2 separate regions of the Homo sapiens genome follow, and region 2 is linked to region 1. A link is an interaction called in ENCODE POLR2A ChIA-PET data of the cell type or tissue named here. Cell type or tissue: MCF 10A. All regions are shown on one strand. Each heading gives the region's core, and the rest is flanking DNA. Links, peaks and the distances in the headings are about the cores only. Region 1 overlaps KLHL3 (kelch like family member 3). Region 2 overlaps HNRNPA0 (heterogeneous nuclear ribonucleoprotein A0).

Region 1 (12,443 bases), core at 2,696-7,695:
CTGTCCAGGACTGGATGCCAGGCCTCCTGATTTCTGGTTACTGTAGTCAGCATGAGGCTGGGATGCTGTGCTCTGCCTTTCAGGGGTTGGAGTGCTTAGCGGACAGCTGTACGCCACAGGTGGGCATGATGGGCCTTTGGTGAGGAAGAGCGTTGAGGTTTACGATCCTGGAACAAATACCTGGAAGCAAGTGGCAGACATGAACATGTGCCGGCGCAACGCAGGTAATGACTGCTCTCTCCATCTCCCCTTTGGGGGTTGTGTGCCTTTTCTCCCTGAAGACACTGGCTCTAAACAGCAGGGAGATTTCCCAGGGTCTGGAGCTGAGCGTATATCCTGAACAGGGAGTGTGCATTTGCCAGGTGGGCTCTTGATTAGAGGAGGGGAGAAATTGAGACCCCAAAAGCTAGCTGCAGATCCTGCAACCTAGATGCAGAGGATCCCCTTTCCCCGCAGTGAAGGGTGATGACTTTTACCGCACACAGATGAGCACAGACCTGGGAAAGTCCTCTGGTTGCCATCAGTGCCCGCTGCCCAACAGCTTTAGTAGGTAGCTAAGGACAGGGCTCTGTGGACAAGGGCCAGACAATGGCACTTGGTTCTATCTTTTCTTTGCCAGTGCCTGGCTAGGAGAACTTCTCACTTCCTACTTGAAAGCAGTCTCCTTCCTTGCAGGGACAGTTGGACCCTTGATGAGTTCTCCTTTCCTTATTGCTTTCTTTGTATTCCTGTCTTTGCTTTCCTTCTTGTCTCCTATGCCTTCCTGTAGGAAAGATTTACTGTAGTGTATTTAGGTTTATATTTCTTGGAGCATGAGGCCCCTTTTAAGCTATTTCCTTTTTGAGCTTTGCCTTGTGGGTCGTGTACTGTGTCAGTATATCCTTTATGCCTCTTTGCTTTAGGAAAGTGTTGGCTTAGCCCAACTTCCCAGGCTGGAAGGACACACAGGTGACTTTCAGGCAGATCCATTTTCATTATTCTCATATTACCTGTTTGCTAAGCCCATTCGTGGCTGACTTGGAAGTGTAAACCGGGGGGGGGGGTGGTGATATTTACTAATTTACTCATTGCCTAAGCCTGCTGCCAAGTTCTCATTTGGCTTTAAGCCACATGAGCAAAGAATTACAGGACCCTTAAGGCAGCTAGTCTATCTAGAACCTGGGAATTCAGTTTAGATGTAAATGTGTGTTTGTATAAAATTCATACATAGATATTTCTATTTTTTAATAACAAAAATGGAATTACACTATAACACTATTTTATAACCTGTTTTTTAAAAAAACTCACTTTACAATCTCTCATGAACGTCTTATTACAACACTAAACTTATTTATATGATATTATTTTAAATGACTATATCATAATTTAAACAACCAATCTACTATTGGACACAGGTTATTTCCATCTTTTCTATCCTATAAGTAATACTTGAGTGATTATAAATGGTCTTTATAGCTAAATTAGTACACACATTTAAAATTATTTCTTTAGAATAAAAGGCCAGAAATGGATTTTTTTTTTTTTGAGACAGGATCTCGCTCTCTCAGGCTAGATTGTAGTGGCATAATCTTGGCTCTGCAACTCTGCCTCCTGGGCTCAAGAGATCCTCCCACCTCAGCCTCCTGAGTAGGTGGGACCACAGTTATGCGCCATCACGCCTGGCTAATTTCTGTATTTTTTGTAGAGACAGGGTTTCACCATGTTGCCCAGGTTGGTCTTGAACTCCTGGGCTCAAGTGATCCATCTGCCTTGGCCTCCCAAAGTGCTGGGATTACAGGTGTGAGCCACTGTGCCTGGCCAGAAGTAGAATTTTTTAATCAGAGGAAGCACATGTATTTTAGACGCCATCCAGGAGGGTGTCCATTTTTTCGTCTCACCAGTATTTGAGAGTACCTTCAGCAACACTGATAATTACTACTTTTTAGAGTATCACCAATCCCTTAATCTAATTTTGAAAAAATACACAACATATTGGACTGTGGCCTTTGAAAGTCTTAATGAGCAATAATTCATTACATTTTCCTATGCCTTAGACCCTGCTGTATGAGACCTTGCCCAAAATCCATCTCCCTTTGAGATCAGAGTAGGAGCTGTTCTGCATCCCTGGGAGTTGTGTGTGAATGTAGACCCAGTCTTGTAAAGGGATTAGAGACATAACCATCAGCATCACACAGTGTGAATATAACATAGGGCTTATCAGGGAAAAACTTAGCAGCAGAGAAGGAGTAGCATGCATGAAGTCCCCTGAATTGTCTTATTCCCTAGCTCAGGCCTGGCACAGGAGGTCTGTATACACCTTTCCATTAAAGAGGGGTCTGTGCCCATATGCTCTACATACTTATAGTATAGGTATGTGTGTGGCGGGGGGCATACACGTTATAAGTAATCAAAACTCCCTGGTCAGAGAAATGATCCTGTTAGGAAGAAGGATCCTTGGAGCCCAGTGGCTGTTGTCAATATTTTCTTTCACTTAGCAAACTCAAACCTGTGGAGCCAAATCTCTGTTGTATTGCCATGAAGGGAGGAAAAGAGCCTCCCAGGCTATCCAGATTTGTCTCTTGATCAATTCTGATCTCTTAGTGCACCTGCTGTGATGTCTCCCATGGCTTTTGTTTGACTCACAGGGGTCTGTGCAGTAAATGGGCTCCTGTATGTGGTTGGAGGGGATGATGGATCCTGCAACTTGGCTTCGGTGGAGTACTACAATCCTGTCACTGACAAATGGACGCTGCTTCCAACGAACATGAGCACGGGGCGGAGCTATGCAGGTCAGTGTGTGCCATCTCCATGCCCATCCGAGAGGCCTCCAACACACTGGGGGAATGAGGGTTGGGTGGGCCAGTGGGATGAGGGGATGTGAGCTTGCTTAACTTGGGCCTGAGTGCCTCCTCCAGGGATGACAGGTAATTGTTACATGGCCACCACTCCTTCATTCTGCACTCATGACAGATATTGATAATTAGCACTTATTAACCCCTGCCCCTGCCCGAACCCTGTGAACCTGAAGATAGCCTCAGAATTTATAACATTCATTCCATCGAACCACTTCCAACTGAACTGAGTTGTCACAAGTGATTTTAGAATTTCATTGCCATTCCTGGTTTACTTTGTGCCAGGCTCCTAGATGGCATAAGATGCGATTGTTGTTGTCCAGGGTCGAATTGGACAACTGGGAAGACAAGATGATGCATATACAAGTTCTAAATGACATACGCTAGACAGGTTTTAGCACATGAAAGACTGGTGAGAACTGGCAAAGCCAGGGAACCCTTCCTGGAGGAGATAGGCTCAATTAAACTTTGAGGGTGGATCACAATCACACAAATAGCTGTCCTTTACTGCGTGGCTGGCCCCGTGCCATGGGGCAGTGTGTTAGGAACAGAGTGTGCATTTGTTCTCATCTTTTCAACAACCCTTGGGCTGAATGGGACTCTATCCGTCTATTTTATGGATGATATAACAGGTTTGGAGAGTTTAAGTAACTTGCTGAAGGCCACACAGCTAATAAATGGCAAAGTCAGAGTTCAAACCCAGAGTTCTAAGTCCATGCCCTTTGTGCTACCCCAGCTCAGGGTAAGCCTTAGAGTAAGGCACCAGGCGGGTGTGGAAGCTTCTTGGGGAGTGTGTGTGAGGGGTTTGGTGAGTAGCAGGGGCAGGGGTGGCATCAGAGTTGGTACTACTAAGGTTGGGTCCATGGGGAGATGAGCAAATATATATCCATGGTGTAGTTCAGTTCCTTGTATCTGGTTTTCCAGAACCTGGAATAGAGATAACATTATTGATCCAGCATGCACAGAACATACCAGGCATTATCCAAAGTATTTTATAGTCATTATCTCTTTTAATCCATACCACGACTCCAGGAATATTCTTCCGATTCCCATTTTGCATTATAAAGGTCAGTCATTCCATCTTGTTTGACTGCAGAGGAAGATTGTGCTGTGCAAATTTGAAGGAGTTTGCAGCACATTCTTTCAACATAAGACTTCTGTTGTAATGAACTTTAACTTTTTTCTTCCTTTAGAGTTTTTTTCACCTTGTAATACTTTTCTTGGCTAAGTATAAAACATTTTAGAAGAAGTTTGGTCCTGGAGTAATTCTGTTCTGGGATGAGTGAGACAAGTGAGGAATCTTCCCTTGACTCCATGTGTGCCTTAATGAGAGGGGAAGAGTTAAGTGTGGGTGGTTAGAATTTCATATATATGCTGAATATTTCATGTCCCTTTCTTCATTGTCTGCCCTCTCCAGAAGTAGGTAGGAAGGAGACAAGCAAACCTGCAATTTTATGTTCAAACCCACTTACTGAGTCTATTATCTTAAAGTCTAAGGAAATGCTCCAAAATACAAAGATTTATGGACAAATTTATTGGGGCCTTACTTGTAATAGCAAAAAACTGAGAATTACTTAATGTCTGACATGAGGGAAATAGCTAATAATCTATGGGATATTTATATAGTTTATGGATTTTTAATGTTATGAGAAAACATTTGTAATAGCCTGTTAGGTTAAAAAAGGATGCAAAGTTGTATGAACCTTGTGAACTCACGCATATAGTCCTGTATTGGTGGTAGTGGGAGTGGGGGTTGAATAGCTGCTGCTTCTTCTACAGATGGATATTGGAGTCAGATATGAATTTGAATCCCAGCTCTGCCACTAGCCCTGGGTCTCCGGGCCAGGTATTCTATCATACTGAACCCCTGTTGTCTTATTTGTAAAATGGGAATAAAATTAGACTAAGCCTTTTAGGGTGCTGTGAGAATGAAATGCAGTAATACTTGTGAAGAGCTAAGCACAATGCCTGCCTGGCATTAGACACCATGCAGTAAATGATTGTGATTATTGTTAGATGCTAGAAAGTATTCCAAAAAGACAGTGGTGGTTTTCTTTGTGTGAAGGGATTAAAGATTTTTTCTTTGTGTTCTGCATTTTCCAGATTTCCCATAATGAGAATATATTACTTTTATTATTAAGATAAAGGTTATATGAAAAAGCAACACAGGAGCCTGCTTTCAAGAAAAAAAAGCTACCTTCTGAAAGAGATGTCTGAGATTCAAGTAAGATGCTGTCAAGACCAGGCACCTGGACTCAGGTTCTGCCTGCCTTGAAGCTTCTGTGTCTGCACCTTTAGCCAGGAATAAACAGGAAATAGATGTCTTAGCAGAATATCTCCAGTGGGGTATCCTGGCTTGATTTTAGCCATGTTCTCTCAATCTCATCTTCAATCAGAACATTTCATAGTTGTGGGACTATGTTAAAATAAGGCTGCAGTAATATCCTGCCTGTAAACACCTGTAAGTTAGGATTTCATTTAGCAACAGGCACCAGAAACCCTGACAGATACTTTCCTAAATAAGGAAGTGAGTGTATTTGTCTCAAGTAGAAAGAAATCCAAGGTTGGCCTGGGGGCTCAGACTGACAGAACCAGGTTTCTCTTCTCTTTTCTATTCTGCCAGCTTTATCAAGGGCTGCTGCCTCCCCTTGGCCTTGCGTGAGCATTCCAGTCACAACAAGAACAAAGCCAGCGTTGCAACACTGGCACACTTGCCTTTACAGTCTTAGTGGCCAGCACTGGGTCACGTGGCACATCTAGCTGCCAGGCAGTCTGGGAACCTGAGCTTGCAACTTGCTGGTGGCTGTAGTCGAGGATAGCAAGTAGGAAGGATGTTGACGGAATCAACCTGTAATATCTGCCATGTAGCCTCAGTCCCTTACAGTGAGATTTTGGGTCATGCGTGGATTTATAGTTAGGTGCTGAGCATGGTTCACTCGGACTAAAACAGTAACATAGCATACATGTCTGGAGCATTTATCAAAGTCGAGATTGTCACACTGGCAGGGTCTCTTAGATGACATTTGTGTGGGAACTGAGCCTAAAGAGGTCAAAGAACTTGCCAAAGGCCATAGTGCAGGTTGACTGGTGGCAGAGCTAGGAATGGAATTCAGTCTTTCTTGCTCCCATGAAGGCAGCCTGCTGTACTTTCCGCTTCATTCCAGTGTCTTCTAAAAGTAGAGATGAATCACCCATTGCTTCTCTTACAGTGATTCAAATTTAGAACTGCATAGCTGCCCCTGGGCGCTGAGCATTGTTGGGCTGGGTGCTAGGGCTGGGGATGGGAGTCACCACAGTGAGTCCATGTGATGACACAGGGTGAGGCCACTAGTCAGTGGTGTTTGAGGGACTGTGCTCGTAGGTTCAAGTGTCTTGCCAGGACTTGGCTGTTGGAGTGGGGAACAGCCAGCTGCTAGCAGCCTGAGTCCACTTCAATATTAGGATAAAAATTGCACACATTTCCCTTGGCTGTGACTCAGGATATCTTGGATTCATGAACTCACTGGGACTCTGAGTAATTTTGGAGAAGCTAAGATGATAACTTTCTCCCCCTTTCTTATTAGGTGTTGCCGTGATTCACAAGTCCTTGTGACCCAAACTCCTACTGCCAGGAGGTGGAGGAAGGAGCAGGTGCTGCCTGTGACTCTGAACAGCAGGACCTTGGTGACTGGATTCAACTTGCTTGGGAGGGTCTGTGCTGCTGTGAGAACCGCTCTCCTCTGACTTGGCAGACTGGTGTTGTTCATCGCAGTGTGGACACCATTACCCACCCCCGTTCCCCTGAGGTGCTCTGGCCTATGCCCTGAGCAAGGGGGGTCTTGACATCCCCAGGCAGCACCTTTGGGCTTTGTTTTGGTGTTTCTACAGGGACAATACAGACCCTGGAGTGTGTGTGTGTGTGTGTGTGTGTGTAGACCATGGTGTTTCTCTATGTTTCTCTAAGTTGGGGGGTGAGCGTGTGTGACAGTCTACTGGATTTCTTTACTACTGATCCTTTCGCTGTGTTAAAAATCAAGTCACAGAGACCTCTCTTCTGGATTTGTCCCATGGGGACCCTGAGACTACTAAAGCTGCTTTCTTCTGAAGGTCCAGTTGGACAGTCTGGGAATGTCCAGAAATAACCAGTGAGAGGGGCAGTTCTCTGGCCACACCCACTTATGTACTTTAACTACTGTGACTTTGTCTGCAGAAGAGCTGGAAAATTCTCGAAGCTGCACCGTGTCCTCTGTGTGCTAGAATAAGGGACAAATGGGTTCCCTGTGCTTCTCAGCTCACTGTTTTTCCTTGAGTTCTCCTACAGGAAGCAGATGAGAACTGCCCAGTCTTCAGGTTTAGGCCATTGGTCTTTGATGTCATAGATTCCAGGCCTGGGAGGTGTTATGTCTCTTCAGCTGGGAAAACTAGCTCTTCAGAGAAGCCTCGGGTAACACTGAAAAACAAAACAAAACAAAACAAAAACAGGAAAAAAACAAAAAACCAAAGTGGTAAGGATTCAGTTCCTGCCTATAATGGTCTCAGAGAGGGTCCTACTTTTAGGTTTTCCCAGGACAGGACAGTCCCCATTTATACTTATTATCCCAGTTTAATTATTCACAGCACCCCATTTTACTCAGAAGTGTTCTGGTCTGGAGGATAAATAAGAGGTCACCCTCCTCCAGACCCAAAGATAGATTTGTGCCTGTGTTGGATGGGGTCGTGTGTGATTCAGATGGACATTGGATGGCTTCAAAGGAATATACCACTAGAGCTGGCCCTTGGCACTTTGTGACAGTGGTCAAGTCTGTCTAATGTCCTTGTCTTCTTTTTCTTGTGCTTTCCCCCTATTCCAGGGTGTGCACCCTCTCCCCAACCCCCAAGAACCCCACTACTGCTTTCCCTGTGAGGTAGGAGATATCAGTGGGCCTTGGATTTGAGGCTTCCTAAGATGTGCTTGCATTTTAAAAAGGGAGCTTGGTGAGAGCTTTGCTAATTCACAGGTAAAAATTATTAACAATAGAACTTCAAGCATCTTGAGGAGCGGGCATTTGAGGGGGCATGGAGTAATTTGTATTTAAAAAACCTTAAAGTTGTGCTGTTCCTAAACTAGCAAATTGCTCATGCTGAAATTTCTGGCATAAGCAGGGGAAGTCTTGTGTCTGGAGAATAGTCTCATACCTTGCAGTCTGGGACACCCTCCCTACTTTGAGAATCCACCTACAGGAAGCCAAGGAACTTTATAAATCCTGATGTTGGACTTCTGATACGACTGGGCTACTTCCAAGCAGGTGCTGCAGGAGATTGGCATCCCCCAGCCCCTGCAGTTAGAAACCCCGAAGTCTTCCCAGCCAGTGAGCCACTTTGTGTATTTACTGTATATTTATTGTGCCCTAAATGTGCAACTCTCCTAAAGACAAAACTTCTCTTTCTGATGTTAAGCACATGTTACTTCAACAAGATGCTTGGAGAACAACAAGGTACCCAGAATTTTTAGAAGCCTTCAGAAGAGGCTAAAATATCCAGCTTTGGGGGACCTGGAAGAAATGTCTCCAAAGGAAGCAAGGCATGTTTTAGTTGAGTGCTCTGGTCTCACTATGAAGTGGGGATGACTGTGGCTTCATAACTCTACCTGGCTGTGGGTTGGAAGCTGATGGAATGAGAAATGTCCTTTCTCCTTCTCTGAGGAAATTTTGAGACTTGTTTCGGTGTGTCTGTGTGATGGGGATGAGGCTGGGGTTGGGATCTGATGTATGCCATTCACAGAAGCTCTCAATTTCAGATGATAGGTGAATTCCCTGCCCCTCCCCCACCACTGAGAAGCTAGACTTTCATGCGGGAGAGGCTACTTTTATGTGTCGTCTTCCGGGGAAGGGTCCCTCCACTGAAAGCTAGCCAGTCATGTTTTCTGTTTTTGGATTTTTGCAATTGGTTTCACCTCATGTCTCCCTCCCTACAAAGCACTGCCTCTACTGGGCGTGCTGCCAAGGCCATGTGCACTCCATCCTCATGTATCCTTTTTCACGGGGACCAGAACACTGGTACGTCATCACCAAAGCCAATCTGCTCTAGCTGCCCACAGATGCCACCAAAACCTGCTATCTCTTCATCACCAGGTACGATTCTCTTTCCACAGTGGACACAGCAGGCTATTTTCTAGTTTGTGCTGGTCACGTGGTAGATGAAGCCTCTTACTGCCCCACTTAGGGTGGCCACGGCTGCTTGTGAATGCAGCTTTGCCAGTGGCATATCTGTCATCTGATTGCGGTGGTGAAATGGAATTGAGGCCCAAGGTTAGAAGCAGCCGAGACGCCACTTGGATACTGATTTGAACAATGTAGAAGTCAGATTCTGAATTCCAAAGTTATTTCTCATAAGTACCCAATGGCATCTCTCCATCTACAAAGTTGCAGTATTATGCAAATAAAACTGACCTCATTTTCTGCTATGCAATAAGAATACTTAATTCTAGTTCCCGACAAGCCAGTTGCAATATCCCCTAAGATGCTTTTTGAGCTGTCTTACTTTGATATCTGTTGTGTAATGTTTGTATATTTCTGAGCCAGATCCTTTCAAAGATTGCCTTTTTATAAAATTGAAGCTATAGCTTTTAGGCTAAAATTTTAACGTAGATATTTTTATAAGATATTTTTTTCAAGAGTTTGAATCGCTTTTTATTGTCCATGATAATGAAATGTTGTGTTCTTTGCATCATTCACTCTCAAACGTAGTTCATGCCTGTAGCTCTCTTCCTTTTGTTTCTCACCCTTCAGAAACATATTTTTCAGTAGCTCCAGGTAGATGAGCCTTTTTTTTTTTTTTAAAAATACCATATTCAAGGGAGTCTGCTGAATTTTAAAACGCAGTCACTGGTGTTTCTTGAATTGCTAGGGACTGATGTTATGTTCGACTCAGCACTTGCCCGTCTGTATTGATTGTGTCTTTTTTTTTTTTTTTGGAGTCTGCTTTCTGTGGGGGTGAGGCCGGGCTGTCTCGTGGTGGCTCCCACTGACGGGCACTGAGCCTGGTACCCTGTGGCATGGAGAAGCCTCAGGGAAAGGCCTGCCCCCCCAGCACATACTCCCATAGTGTCCTAGGTCCAGCCGACCATTCCTTATTCTCTTCTATCTCCTTGTTGATCTGAAGCTTCCAATAGCTTGAGGCCTTTGCTGCTGGATGATGCCCTTTTTGGGAGCATCTTGTCTCTAACCTTTAAAAGAGGGGTCAATCCTCATGATCCCTGTGTGTTAAGCATATGCTTTGCAGGTGCTCACACTACACTTACAACTTGCTTCTTGAGCTATGTCTCTACTCCAGGCTCTGTTTTGTGTATTTATCTGCCATTTGCATCATGGTTTTTAAAATTTATTATTATTATTATTATTGTTGGGACAGGTGCCATTTAAATTGCCTCCATGCTCCCCATTTGCACCTAGCTGGATCAAGTTGGGAGGCTGAGCAAACTCATATTCCAGTTAGTTGGAGTTTTTAAAGGCTCTGTTTGCCTGGAGAAGCAAGGAGGTTAGAATGTAATTTTTTTAAGCGTTTGCACTATTTAGAGTCCTAAGCCCCTCATGTTCAGCTGTGCTGTGTTTCTACTGACCAAGCAGGAGAGCCAGCAGCACTTCCAGCATTTGGGAATGGAAGAGATTTCTTCTGTAGTGGATAATTACAGCCTCATAGCCCCTGTGCAGCCTTCGTCATGGGACTCAGTGACTCATGGATATAGCATCAGCCATGGCAGGAATGCACAGGACTGTGGCATTTGCAGCATCAAATCACCCTAGTGCCATGTTTGGTTATGAGATTGTAAATTATTCGCTCCCCCATCCTCCCCTCCCCTCATTTTCAGTGGCAATAGAGGACCCTTGTTGTACTTCTTGTTTAATTTGCATATTATGTGTAAAATGCTTTCGTTGAAAGAAAACTGAAGACACTGAATGTGTATGTCTGTGTGGGTGCTCTGTCCCTGTGGTTGTCATAGCCAGTCAGACTTGATCACTGACACCCCGTACAACATATTGCATAGGTAAGATCCTCGATCTGGTGTTCTCTGCGTGGCTGTTAGGGACTGTATATCTTGTAAAAGAACACTTGTCACATGCTTGATCAGTTACAGCAATAGCTGAAGAAACATTTCCTCAAATGTATTATTTTAACAGGAATCATGTTCTAATTTCCCATCCTTTAATTTTAATAAAAGCTGAACTGTGTGAACTTTTCTCAGTATTTCATTTCTATAGTCCAGTCTCTCTGCTATGTCTCAAACATGAAAAGGACAGACTTATTCCTGTATGTCTTTGGATTAAAAAAAATTTTAAGATCTACTGGACAATATCTGGGTTCCTTGGTTTCCATCACTCACCCTAGCAGAGTGCCAGACCCACAAAGACCTTCAATGAGGCCAAGAGAGGACAGTCCCTCCAGGGGGTATTAAGTGGTGTGCACAACTGCCAGATAATCACTGGGAACCACTGAGAGTCAGGGTTGGTGGGGAAGATGGCTAGCTCAGCTGGGCATCACCATTTGGGAGGGAAGCCTTGTATGAAGTGGGAGGGGGTGGATGCCTGGCTCAGCTGTAACTTCTCAAAGCCTCCTGCTCAGAGACCTTAGCTCCCTCTCTAGTTAACAAACCAGTCCCAGGCCCTTTTGGGATGTCAGTAGCTCTGGCCTGTACCAGGTGACAGATGGACAGCACAGAGGTGTTGGACTTATCTTCAAGCTGGAGAAACTCAAGGGACCAGTGGGAACCCTTAGCCAGATTCCTCCCCATATTTGGGAAAGTAAATTTTGAGCTCCAAGAGGGCACAGCCTGCTTGACTTACTGTGCACTCCTGGTGCCTGGCACTCAGGAACAATTGATGGGAGAGCAAAGAAAGGCATGTGAGTAGGGCTCGGGTGGCAGTATCTTTCCTTCCTCCAACTCCTCTCCCCTCTCCTGGGCTGGCCTCCGCTGGAGCCTCTGTTCTCCCATCTCTCACCACTCATCCTCTGCTCCTGTTGAGCAGTTAGACTGTTCAGAAGAATGAGGTCAGGCCTCTTTGAGCCCCACAAACCCCGAGCAGGTGGGCAGGAATTTGTGCCCCTGGACAGAGGAGGCCCACAAAGGTGAATTCATTTATCTGAGGGTGTGTTGTGAGCAGGCGGAGCACACCTGGATGAAACCTACTAACTCTTTTCACCCATAATTGAATTTGAGCATCAGCCTGAGAAGAGGGTTCAGGCTGCGGTTGTTTCAATAATCATAGCAGCCAGCATTTATTTTGCATTTGATGTGTGCCAGGCCCTGTGCTGAATGCTTTAATTCCAGTTAATCTCCATAACACCTCATGGAGGCAAATGACCACATGGCGCTCTGCCTAATTCACAGGATTACTGGAGTTAATTAACAGACCCTTGAGAAGAGGTGCAGGCCCCCTCCTCCTGCTGAAGCTGCTTGCTGAGTTGTGTCATCTTCAAATCCCAGAGACCATACCCTGTGACTGCATTCTGCAGCTAGGAGGTCACCAACGTCTGGCCCTCAAGGGTGGGCAGGGAAGCAGATCCCAGAGCTAGGCTGGAGACCCCCCTGGGGCCAATATGCTCTGGGCCTCGCCCGGCCTTGGAGAGGCCCGGTGAGGGGCTGATGGCTAGTGAGGG
Region 2 (12,443 bases), core at 78-5,077, 120 kb before region 1:
GATTTGTAAACTTAGTTTACCTTTTAAGTGTGCTTAAGTTTTGAGAGTTTGCATTTTAGGTTAAATTTTGTCTGCCCGCGTCTGCTGATTGCAGATAGGCATTTGGATGTTGGATTTGGAGCAGAACTGCATCTAGACTACACGGATTTTACCCAAAAAGACAGCACTTGCACTTAGGCTAAGTGTCTTTCTCCATCGTAACCAATTTATTGAATCACTTTAAGAGTGATCATTGGGGAAATTTTCCTCCTCAGCCTTATTTTGGCCTTTTGAAACAGCAACAAAGACTGCCTAGTCAAATAACTCCTTAGCTGTCCTGCTTTTGAGTGAACTTCATATTTGCCTTGAATGAGAATTTAAATGTTACAAGGTAAAACATTTATTATAAAAAGATATTTGAAAGCTGCTATTTAAAAAGGAATTCCAAAGTAGGAAGACTAGAAGGGCAATTCTCTATTTTCCACCTATTTTTTTTACTTTGATTTGAAGCCAGATGATTTGAACCTTCAGAGAGGGAAAGGATTCAGGAAGACACCTTTGGTAGTTATTCTTAACTGTTTCCTTCTCTATTCAGGCAGGCTTTCTTTGTCTCTTTAATTCTTTTACCACTTTGTATGGTTTACTTAAAAAATCTATCTGAAATAGCTATCATTTCCTGCTATAAAGTTCTCAAGTGTAAACTTTTGCCATTTAAACAGTGTGCTTATTTCCCAGTGTTTACCGTCAATTTCATTGGGTGTTAGGCACCTTTGTGTAAGACAGTTCTATAATGTGGAGGTACACAGCAGTGAGACAAACATGGTTGCTGTCTTCATATACCTTGCGTTCTGGTTGGAATTCAATTTATTTTGAAATGGGAATTCAATTTATTTTGAGATGATGCATCTTTTCCTTTACAGCATTGTGTCACAATCTCATATTGTTCACACCATCAAAATTGGAGTTAGCTCCATTGTCATTGAATGTACATTCTCTGATGAAAATTAAGACTCTTTTCTCCTTAATTGATTACTTTTTAGAAATCAAAGGTGTATTTTGTCTTTGATGCTTACGTTGCAAATGTAATTTGCTTCATAGTGGGTATCTGATTTAATATTTCATAGCCCTTAAGGACGTAAATTTGGGCATCCAATAGACCAAATTCTGTTCCTGACACAGTCACTTTCTAGCACTGCGACCTTGGACAAACTGGCCCGAGCCTCACTTGCCTTATTTGTAAAAAAATAGGCTATGGTAATACCTGCTACATAGGATTGTTGGGCAGATTCAGTGAAAGAATGCATATAAAGAAGGGCTTACTGTAGTCTCTGGTACACAGTAATTTTACTATATGGCCCCTAATGAAGAGGTGGGACAGACTAGCAAAAGGCATACTTTTATATCTTAGTACCCGAGATATGCATGGTCTTTAGGCTTTGCTCTTTACTTGCTGGGTGAGCTTCCATGTGGTAGTTCTCTAAATCACTGCTGCTTCAACTCTAGTAGGAGAGAGATGAATTCTGCTAGCCATCTGTAATGTTTTAAGTATTTGTTAATATTAGGAAGGTATAAATAATGTGAGTGTTGAGGAGAGGTGACTTCAGGTAGGAAGAAGGATCAAGAGAGGCATTGTGGAGCATATAACATTTAACCTTAAAAGATAGGTCTTATAGAGAAGGTGGGAGGAGAAAGAGGGCATTTTAGGTGGAGGACAGATAGGCAGAAACATGGAGCGTATTTGGAGAAGTATGCATATTGGATGCCAAACACTAGGTACATTTACAAATGTTCTCATTGCATCATTCAGTAACCTTCACAGATAAGGTTGCTAAATCTCATGCCAGAAAAGTAACTCCCAAGGACCCCCAGCTGGTGACATGGTAGAACTGAGAGTTGAATCCAAGTTTGACCAATTCTAGTTGTTTCGCTCCTTCTACTAAGCTTCATTGACTTCCAGCTAACAAATGTCTAATTTGTACTAAGATAAAAGAGAGTTGTGAGAAATAAATTGAGAAAATGAAGTTGGAACCAGGTTACTGAGGTCTTTGAGTAGTAGGCTAAGGAGTTTGGACTTAGGGTAGGCAGTAAAAGTCATTAAAGGTTTTTGAGCAACAATAATGGTAGTGAAACTAATTCACAAAGATTAGTCCAGTAGCACTGAGTAACATAAATGGCAGTGGGGGATGTTTCAAAGTGGCAAGTTTGCTAAGACAACTGATGTTAACCAGGTAAGAGAATGAGAGCATGAACAAAGAGCAATGGAAATAGACTGACAAAGAAGTTGAGGTAAGTTGTGAAAGCATAATTGACAAATATTTGGATATATGAAGAATGAGGAAGAGAGAGTAGATTAATCAAAATTACTGTGTGAGAGGATGGTGATGCCACTGGTAATAGGAAGAGAAGATTTAGAGGGAAGATTTGGACATAGTTGAAGATGCTGGTAGCACATTGAAGCATTGTGTCTTGCGCATATAGCTTTACAAAATGGCCATTGTGCTGGATATTCTTTTTGCCCTTCCTGATCTATTTTCCATCTTTATCTCTCTTGTTCTGTGTTCCTGGGAGGCTGACAAATAAAGAACTGCATACTCTCTTTTCTGGCTTTATTCATGGTGGGTTTGGACAGTGATAGAAAAGTGAGGCTGAAATATTTGCTCCTTCTCTTTCTCATATACTTAGCAAGAGATTGTGAGTGGCCACAGCTCTGCTCCAGTGGCCCTCTTATAGCTCTAGGTCTTTTCTGGCTTCTCGTAACTGTCTCCTATTGCTAGATTCTCTAGTCCCAAGAAGGTTCAAACCTTGTTGATTTGCCTTAACTGTGCCCATACCCTTGTAAATAGTTCCTTTTATTAAAACTCTTCAATAACTGAATATACTGTGGTCATCTCTTCAGTGAAATTAAAAAAAAAAACTTCTTTCACATTTTCTTATGACTTGATCTTCCCACACCACCAAACGTGAAGATCTAGCTATTTGCACTAGGTTACTATCCCTAAATTCAGTGCCTCCCTGTTTCTTAGTATGTCAAGTTAAAATTTGTTACTCTTCTGCTGGGTGATTGTGCTGGAAATACAGAAGAAAAAGACAAAAATCCCTGCCCTCAAAGAGCTTATATTTTACTGGGGAGAGACAGGCAATAAGACATAATCAATTATATGGTATGTTAGAAGATGAGAAGTATAGAAAAAATTAGGGTGAGGAATGGCGATTGTTGCAAGGGATGTTTGTGAGGATAGCATACTTTAAAATAGGTGGTATGGGTAGGTCTCTCAGAAAGTGACATTTGAGCAAAGACTTGAAGGAAATGTGGGAGTGAGCAATATAGGTATGGGAAGAGCATTCTAGGTAGAGGATTAGGAAGAGCAAAAGCCCTGAAGCAGGACTGTGTCTGGCCTCTGAAGAAATGCAAATTGTTCAGGGTTGTTGGACCTGAAGGAAGAGGAGGAAAGGAATAATGAGGCCAGAGGGGCCAGATCATGTAGGGATTTGTAGGTTGTTGTAAGGATTTTGGTTTTCACTAAATGAATGGTGAACCATTTCAGTTTTGAGCAGAGGAGTTCCATGATCTGATTTGAATTTTAAAAGATGTGTTTCCCAAAATTCCTATTCCTTTCATACAGCTGCTTTCAATGAAGGTTTATAAGGAAAGCAATCAGAACTACTTGGATAAGGTATAAGTGATCCACAATCTTTTCAACTCTACCATAGGTATCTACATATATATGTTGAGAGATGCTGCTTTTTGGCCAAAATGAATCTTGAATTGGGGGTGTGCAGAAAAAGTTATATCTGGCCTGAGGCTGGTATCTTTTAGAGTGGCCTACTTGCATGGTTGGCCCTTATCTGAACACGTGGATTTAGGGGTATTCTCACTGTTCACTAATAAAGGTGGTTCACTGTACCTAGACTGTTCAAACAAGATGATTTATGCTAAACACCTGCTTTCCTTCTGGGAGTATGGAATTTTGGTACATGCCAGGTAAAGGATGTCTATATGACCAAACTCCCAATGAAAACCTTGCATACTGAGTCCCTAGGCAGAAACATCCCTCGTATAAAAATGTGCTCTGTGTGAATCTTCATGGGAGGGAGAGATCCTAAAGAAGCCTGCACATGGATTCCTCCAGATTCTGCTTATGTCTTTTTCCTGTATGATCCAACTGTGTACACTTACTGTGTCACTGTAATAAACTTTAGCCATGAGTACGATACTTAGCAGTGCTGAGTTTTGTGAACCCTTCTATCAAATCTCAATATGGGCTTGGTCCGGGGGATCCCTGACACAGGCAGATTTTTTTTTTTTTTTTCAAAGAGTCACCAAGTTAATTGGAAAACATCAGGTTATGGATAGAAGGAGCAGTTGGGCAACCTGTCACAGAAGTCAGCCAGCTCTGTCTAGTGGAGAGCTCTTCTGAGCTGTTTCTGCTTTGTTAATTCCTTTTCTTTCTCCAAAAGCTTCCCTCCATTTGGTTTTGTCACACTTTATACATTTGTAACAAACTGCTGACCGGAATTTGTCCATCAGGTTATGAAAAATGGCAAATGAGGAGAGTAAAATTATGGATTTATTTATTAAGAACTATTAAAGTATTCATATGCTCTGGGACACCATTACTAGGAATTTAACCTTAACAGAACAGTTTATTGAAAAATTTATTGAAAGGAAAACAGTCTTTGCATAAAAATTATGACGTAGCAAAAAATTGGAAACTAAATGTCAAATATTAGGGAAATGTTAACTGTGGTCTGTCAAAAGGTGAAATATTAACTCAGTGTTATCAGGTGAATGAATTAACAAGATGTGGTATATACATACAATGGAATATTCAGCCATAAGAAAGAATAAATTTCTGGTATATGCTACAAGATGAATGAAAACATGCCAAGTGAAATAAGCCTGCACAAAAGGACATACTATGATTGCACTTAAATGAGGTACCCAGAGTAGGCAAATTCAGAGAGATAGAAATGGGAAATTACTGTTTAAGGGATACAGAATTTCTTTTCAGATGTTGAGAAAGTTCTGAAAATGGATAGTGGTGATTGTTATACAACATTATGAATGTACTTAATGCTGATGAATCGTATATTTAAAAATGGTTAAAATGGCTTTTTTTCTTTTTTTTGGAGGCCGGGTCTTACTCTGGTGCCCAGGCTGGAGTGCAGTGGCATGATCATAGCTCACTGGAGCTTCGAACTGTGGGCTCAAGTGATCCTCCCACCTCAGCCTCCCCCGTAGCTAGAACTGACTACAGGCACGCGCCACCACAGCTAGCTAATTTAAAAAATCTTTTTGTAGAGATGGAGTCTTGCTATATTGCCCAGGCTAGTATTGAACTCCTGGGCTCAAGTGATCCTCCCACCTCAGCCTACCAAAATCCTGGGATTACAAGTGTGAGCCACCACACCTGGCCTAAAATGGCAAATTTAATGTATATTTTACCACAATAGAAATTGTAATGAAAAAATATATTATTTAACATAATAAATATGTAAGTATATTAAAGTAGTGGGATGAAAAAATTGTATCTTTTAAATATTTTTTTAAAGACAAGGGCTTGCCCTGTTGCCCAGGCTGTAGCACAGTGGTGGTGCAATCATGGCTCACTGCAGCCTCAAACTCCTGGGCTCAGGTGATCCCTCTGCCCATGCCTTCCAAGTAGCTAGGACTACAGGTGCACACCACTATGCCTGGTTAAGTTTTAAAATTTTTTTTGTAGAGATGAGGTCTTACCATGTTCCCCAGGCTGGTCTCAAAACTACTGTGCTCAAGCGGTCCTCTCTCCTTGTCCTCCCAAAGTGCTGGGATTACAGGTGTGAGCCACCATGCCCGGCCAAAAAAATTTTTTAAATGAAATCATGGGACGTTGAAATTACCTATTTGCAAATATTTACAATTATGAATACCTTTTAAAAACTCCATAGAATTATTAAGTTCTCAATTTATTTCTATTCTCATGTCATCCACCCTCTCCCCAACTGGAAGTTGCCTCTTCTCCCACCAAGTTTCCATGATACCCTTTCTGTACTTGACTCTCATACTTTTTACCATTGTATATGCCTATGTCTAATTTTCTCAAACAGCTTGTGTGCTCTTTGGAATTATATTAATATAGGATTTATGTTGTCAGTCTCTGGTACAGCCTGCATAGTAGATATTCAGTGAGACTTAGTTGACTGAATCATAAGCATGCTATTTTACGAAGGTAGAGATTTACCAAAATGTTTGAGCATACGTGCCCATGGGTTTTATATCACTTCAAGTGTGTGCCTGCCTCAATTCTCTGTACTTGCTAGATGTGCAGACCTGATCTCACCCACATACACATCACTGTATTCTTGACTTTAGGGCTTTGCATCATTCATTTATATTTTACCTTTTTATGTAAAACAGCCCAATTTTCTTTGGATCCCGAAAGGAAAGAACTGCAGGCGTGAGGCAGGGGCAGCAGATAGAGGAGAGGATCATTGCAGTCAATTTAAAGTTGCATATGCCTATTGGAAAGTTGTAAGTAAGAAATAATGTTCATTCCTGAATAGAATGTCTGTGAAGGAAGCATATATTTTTTTCCTTCTTAAGCCCCAGTTGTAGTAATTAGGTTTTACTTTTGTTATGAAGAGATGTATACTTTTGCCAGCAGAGGGCACCAGTTGTAGGTTGCAGATTCATGGGAAGACTCAGAGACCAGTGTGCTGGTCTGTGTGAAGCACTCTGCTTGTTGCTTTAGTTGGTCTGCCCCCCACCCACCCGCCTTTTTTTTTTTTTTTTTTTTAATTCCCTTGGGTTCCAGTGGTACTCTTCCAGCTTTCCCCAAGAGCATTCTTTGGCTAGTCCTGGTTAATAAGCTAGGTGCCCAGATGAATCCAGGTGGAAGGACTTTATTATAGTAGCTGTTTGGAAGCCTTGGATGCCAGCTTGTATGTAATATCTTTAGGGGTTCAAAGCTGTTTTTCCTCATCCAGAGGTAAGGTGAAAAAGGCATTAGGCCAGGCATCTGAGGGTCTGGTTCTGCACTGAGGTTGGCTCTCTAAGTAGTTTTGAGCCAGTTACCTTTTCTCTCTGTCTCAATTAGCTTATCTCTAAAATGGAGACAGTAAGATAGGGGTAGTACATTCTGTGTATAGCTAATAGTGGTCTCTTAGGTCAGGCAGACCTGGGTTCAAATTCCAGCTTTGCCATTTACTAACTGTGGGGCCTTGGTTCAAGTTATTTAACTCTCAGAACCTCGATTCTCTCATGTTTAAAAGAGAAATAATAGTCCTACAGGGTTGTGAGAATTAAATGACAAGGGTACATGTGAAGTGTGGAATACAGGGTCTGGCCCAGAGTAAATATTCAAGGAATGGGAGCTATTATTACCATTCAGGGGATGTTGTCTTAAGTCAAAGGAGATGATGGATATGAAGCACTTTGTAAGCTTAAAAATGCAACACAAATGGCATGAGTGATTATACTCTGGAATCTACTTGGCGTGAATTCTTTTACCTTCAGAGGAAGAGTCCTTATTCCTCTGGATAAGGTGCTGTTTTGTTTCTCTTTTGACTTTTTGGGGTCTCAAGTTCCTTTTCAGTTTCTGCCTGGCTGTCTGAGGGCACTTGGCAAGTGCTCCTGAATATGAGAGGGCATTTTGGTGATACAGGTGTGGGTGGACCTTAATTTAGCTTTGGTCTTGTCTACTCCTTGCTGACCTGTTGGTAATAGTAACCAGTGGAGATGTGAAAATAGCTCCAGGAGAGGCCCTACCCTGGTTAATTTTCTTCTTGAACCTAGGACCGAGTGCTCAGGTTCGGTAGCATTGGCACAGACAATGAAAATCATAGCTACTAATGGTTGCTGAGTGCTTATTATAGGCCAGGCTCTCAGCTAAGTGCTTTACATTCTAACCTAACAATGCTGTGAAGTAGGTACTATTGTTCTCACCTTTTTTCGAATGAGAAAAATCGAAGCTTGTAACTTGCCTAGGGTCATGTTTCTGGTAAGTACATTTGGACCTTGCCCTGTCTGATTTTAATGGTCTGGGCTCTTTTCATTGTTCAGGTGATGTTTGCATCTAGCTGTGCATTAGAGTCACCTACGAAGTTCATTAAAATTCCCGTTCCTAGTGGGTGCGATAGCTCACACCTGTCCATCCCAGCGTTTTGGGAGGCTGAGGCGGGAGCACTGCTTGAGCCCAAGGAGTTCGAGACCAGCCTGGGCAACATAGAGAGACCCCGTCTCTAAAACTAAAGGAAAAAAATTAAAAAAATTCCTGTTCCTCAGGCCCTGATTCTATGGGTGTGAGGAAGAGCCGGACCCTGTAGTGTTTTTTCATTTTTCCAGATTTATTGAGGTATAATTTGCATAAATAAACCCATTTTAAGTGTATAGTTTAATGAAATGCAGTACTTGTATACAGTTGTGTAGGTATTACCACAGTCAAGATACGGAACATTTCTATAACCCTAAAAACTTTTCTTCATGCCTATTGATCTGACACCTACCATTTTAACCAGCTGGGCAGATGGTTCTGATGCACAGCTAGGTGTGGGACCATTGTACTGTGTTATGGTGCCTGCAAATGTGAGGAACTGATGTCCTGGAGAAGGAGGGTAAAGGCAAGAAAAGAAAAAGAGCATTTACAAGGAAGAATGATTGGCTTAGCTGTCTTCAGATAAATTTAACTGGCTCCCTGTACAGAGATAGAGTATGGAAGAGAGAACTTTCTAGATAAAACCTAGCTTAAAAAAGTTTCTCCTCCCAACATGGTTTCTTCCTAAGCCACATAAGAGCTGAATGATTCTAAACAAAGTTGGTGTAGATGGCTGAATACATTGCTTTGGGGTAGAGATCTGGGGCCACTAGGGACTTTTGATAAGCTGTAGAAGAAGGCTGGGGTGTGGGAAGGACTGGGCTAAGACAGTGGTCCCTAGGTCACAGACTGGTACTGGTCCATGGCCTGTTAAGAATTGGGATGCACAGCAGGAGGTGAGCAGCCGGCAAGCGAGCATGACCACCTGACCTCTGTCTCCTGTCAGCTCAGCAGTGGCATTAGATTCTCCTAGGAGCATGAACCCTATTGTGAACTGTGTGTGCAAGGGATCTAGGTTGTGCGCTCCTTGAGAAGCTATCTAATGCCTGATGATCTGAGGTGGAACAGTTTCATCCTGAAACCATCATCCCCCCTGACCCCCCACCCCCATCCTTGGAAAAGTTGCCTTCCATGAAACTGGTCCCTGGTGCCAAAAAGGTTGGGGCCTGCTGGACTAAGACACTATTATTGCTGAGCAATCTGAGGATGGGACCTTTTTCTCCAGACAGATACCACATTGATTATTTTGACTCTCCTCTACTGCAGGACTCCAATAGCAACTGTCCTTAATCTGAAGTCCAGTCAGGAAAATTAGCATAGAGCAAACAGGTTCAGACTGTGGTCCAGAGAACATTTGGATAATAAGGTAGAAAATGTAAAATGTGTTTCTGAAACTGGAAAATATTGGGGGTAGGAACTTTGTGCCAGGAGTCTGGAGACTTTGCTTCTTGACTCAGCTCTGCCCCTGGTTTTGCTAGATAACCTTTCTTCCTTTTTTTTTTTTTTCCTAAATTTCATCTTTAATTTTAGATCGAGGGGTACATGTACAGGTTTGTTACATGGGTATCTTGCATGATGCTGAGGTTTGGGGTATGAATGATCCTGTCACCTAGGTAATGAGCATGGTACCCAATAGGTAGCTTTTCAACTACCTTTTTAGGCTTGCTCCTTGTATTAGGTGGTTATTGTGTTGTTATAAAGAAATACCTGAGGCTTGGTAATTTATAAAGAAAAGAGGTTTAATTGCCTCATGGCTCTGCAGGCTGTACAGGAAGCGTGCTGGCATCTGCTTCCGGGGAGGCCTCAGGAAGCTTACAATTGTGGTGGAAGGCAAAGGGGGAGCTGGTATATCACGTGATGAGAGCAGAGGCAAGAGAGTGAGGAGGAAGGTGCCACACACTTTTAAACAACCAGATCTCGAGTGAACTCAGAGTGAAAACTCTTTATTATGGGGACAGTGTGAAACTATTATGAGTGATCTGCCCCTATGACCCAAGCACCTCCCACTAGGCCCTATCTCCAACTCTAACACTGAGGATTACATTCCAGCATGAGATTTGGAGGCTACCAACATCCAAATCATATAACCCCTTTTCCCTCCCTCCATCCTCTAGTAGTCCCCAGTATCTATTGTTCCCATCTTCATGTCCATATGTACCCAATGTTTAGCTCCCACTTATAACTGAGAATGTGTGACATTTGGTTTTCTATTTCTGCACTAATTCACATAGGATAATGGCCTCTCGCTGCTTTCATGTTGCCACAGAGGACATGATTTTATTCTTTTTTTATGACTGTGTAGTATTCCTTGGTATATATATACCACACATTCTTTATTCAGTCCACCATTGATGGGCACCTAACTTGATTTTTTGTCTTTGCTATTTTGAATAGTGCTGCGATGAACATACAAGTGCATGTGCCTTTTTGGCAGAATGGTTTATTTTCTTTTGAGCATATACCTAGTAATGGGATTGCTGGGTCGAATGGTGGTTCTATTTTTAGTTCTTTGAGAAATCTCCAGACTGCCTTCCATAGTAGCTGAACTAATTTACATTCACCAGCAGTGTATAAGCATTCCCTTTCCTCCACAGCCTTGACAACATCTGTTATTTTTAGACTTTTTAATAATGGTCATTTTGACTGGTGTGAGATGGTATCTCATTGTGGTTTTGATTTGCATTTCTCTGGTGAGTAGTGACGATGAGCATTTTTTCATGTTTGTTGGCTGTTTGTATGTCTTCTTTTGAGAAACGTCTGTTCATGTCCATTGCCCACTTTTAAAAATGGGTTTACATGTTTTTTGCTTGTTGAATTAAATTCCTTATAGATTCTGCATATTAGACCTTTGTCAGATGCAGTTTATGAATATTTTCTCCTATTCCGTACATTGTCTGTTTACTCTGTTGATAGTTTCTTTTGCTATACGAAGCTCTTTAGTTTAATTAGGTCTTACTTGTCAATTTTTGCTTTTGCTGCATTGCTAGAAGGGTATTTCCTAGGTTTTTTTCCTTTTTTAAATAGTTTTAGGTCTTACATTTAATTGTTTACTCCATCTTGGGTTTATTTTATTTTATTTTTTGAGACAGAGTCTTGCTCTGTCACCCAGGCTGGAGTGCAGTGGTGCAGTCTTGGCTCACTATAACCTCTGCCTCCCAGGTTCAAGTGATCCTCCTGCCTCGGGCTCCCAAGTAGCTGAGACTACAGGCACATGCCACCACACCTGGCTAATTGTAGTATTTTTAGTAAAGATGGGGTTTTACCAGGTTGGCCAGGCTGGTCTCAAACTCTTGACCTCAGGTGATCTGCCCGCCTTGGCCTCCCAAAGTGTTGGGATTACAGGTATGAGCCACTGTGCCTGAGTTAATTTTTATATATGGTGATAGGGTCCAGTTTCTTCTGCATATGGATAGCCAGTTATCCCAGCATCATTTATTGAAGTCCTTTCCCCATTGCTTATTTTTGTTGACTTTGTCGAAAATCAGTTGGTTGTAGGTGAACAGCTTTATTTCTGGGTTCTCTTTTCTGTTCCATTGGTCTATGTGTCTGTTTTTGTACCAATACCATACTGTTTTGGTTACTGTAGCCTTGTAGTATAGTTTGAAGTCAGTTAATGTGGTGCCTCCAGTTTTGTTCTTTTTGCTTAAGATGACCTTTCTTTTCTAAATGGCCTCTTCTGAGTGTTCTCTATTCTGTCTACCTCCTGTGAATCATGAGTGGTGAATAAAGTATGAAGGTGTAGTCGTATGGTTTTGCAGGGAAATTTAGCAGGGTTTTATACTGGCTCTTAATAGTTATATTTTGAAACTTGAATACATACAACCCTTACATATTTCCTTTTCTGATCTTTTTTCTTTGTCTGGTTTGTTAGATGTGGCATTTCCACACCTTCCTGTATGGCGAATATGTAAACGTGGGTATGTGCAAAGGAGGAGTCATCTCTTTCTTATGTCCCTTTTATGAATCACCCAGTTGTGTTCCTGGTGGATGTCTGAACTCTGGCACGGATTCCGAGATTCAGTTTCCTTATTTGTGATGTTCAGCTTTTTGTGGTCCCTGTGATTGGCCTCAAGAGGAAATATCTGGAGCAGGGCCACAAGGCTGATTAGAGGAGGAAGGGACATAGAGGGAACAAGATATGAGGGGTATTGTTGTGCAAGGAAGAAGTGAAGATACAGCCCTGTGGGGTGTAAATGAAATTATCCAGGCCTCTTCTCACTTGAGAAAGAGTGAGTGTGAGTAATGGCCTTGTCTAAGAGAACACTGAGGTGCCAGGGGAGGTAATCTTTGAGAATAACCCTGTAGCCAGTTTGAGTTCAGGAGGCTATATAAAGTTTTAGTTACTTTTACTTTCTGTCACCTCAGTGTTCCTCTCTTCCTTCTGTGGTTTTA

What was found. ChIA-PET counts read pairs that join two places held together with the same protein. Peaks named below come from ENCODE experiments on the same cell type or tissue, not always from the same donor. Only the 100,000 strongest peaks of a DNase experiment are listed, where the experiment ranks them.
Region 2: POLR2A ChIA-PET joins it to region 1 with 12 read pairs; 15 of 35 experiments call an interaction of 5 or more read pairs at or near these places.

Annotation. Positions count from the first base shown.
Region 1 is chr5:137,616,078-137,628,520 of GRCh38, reverse strand. It overlaps KLHL3 (kelch like family member 3), which reads left to right. Exons shown (of 15, transcript NM_017415.3): 13 at 84-224; 14 at 2,625-2,768; 15 at 6,395-11,021. The coding sequence ends at 6,423. Among named protein-coding and RNA genes, the nearest start is that of MIR874, 25 kb to the left of the region's middle. RefSeq lists an enhancer at 5,553-5,602. In MCF 10A, for the core only: no CTCF peak of the experiment used is centred there; DNase peaks (open chromatin) are centred at 5,550 and 6,080.
Region 2 is chr5:137,737,401-137,749,843 of GRCh38, reverse strand. HNRNPA0 (heterogeneous nuclear ribonucleoprotein A0) reads left to right here. Exons shown (of 1, transcript NM_006805.4): 1 at 1-4,193. Among named protein-coding and RNA genes, the nearest start is that of KLHL3, 7.5 kb to the right of the region's middle. In MCF 10A, for the core only: no CTCF peak of the experiment used is centred there; no DNase peak of the experiment used is centred there.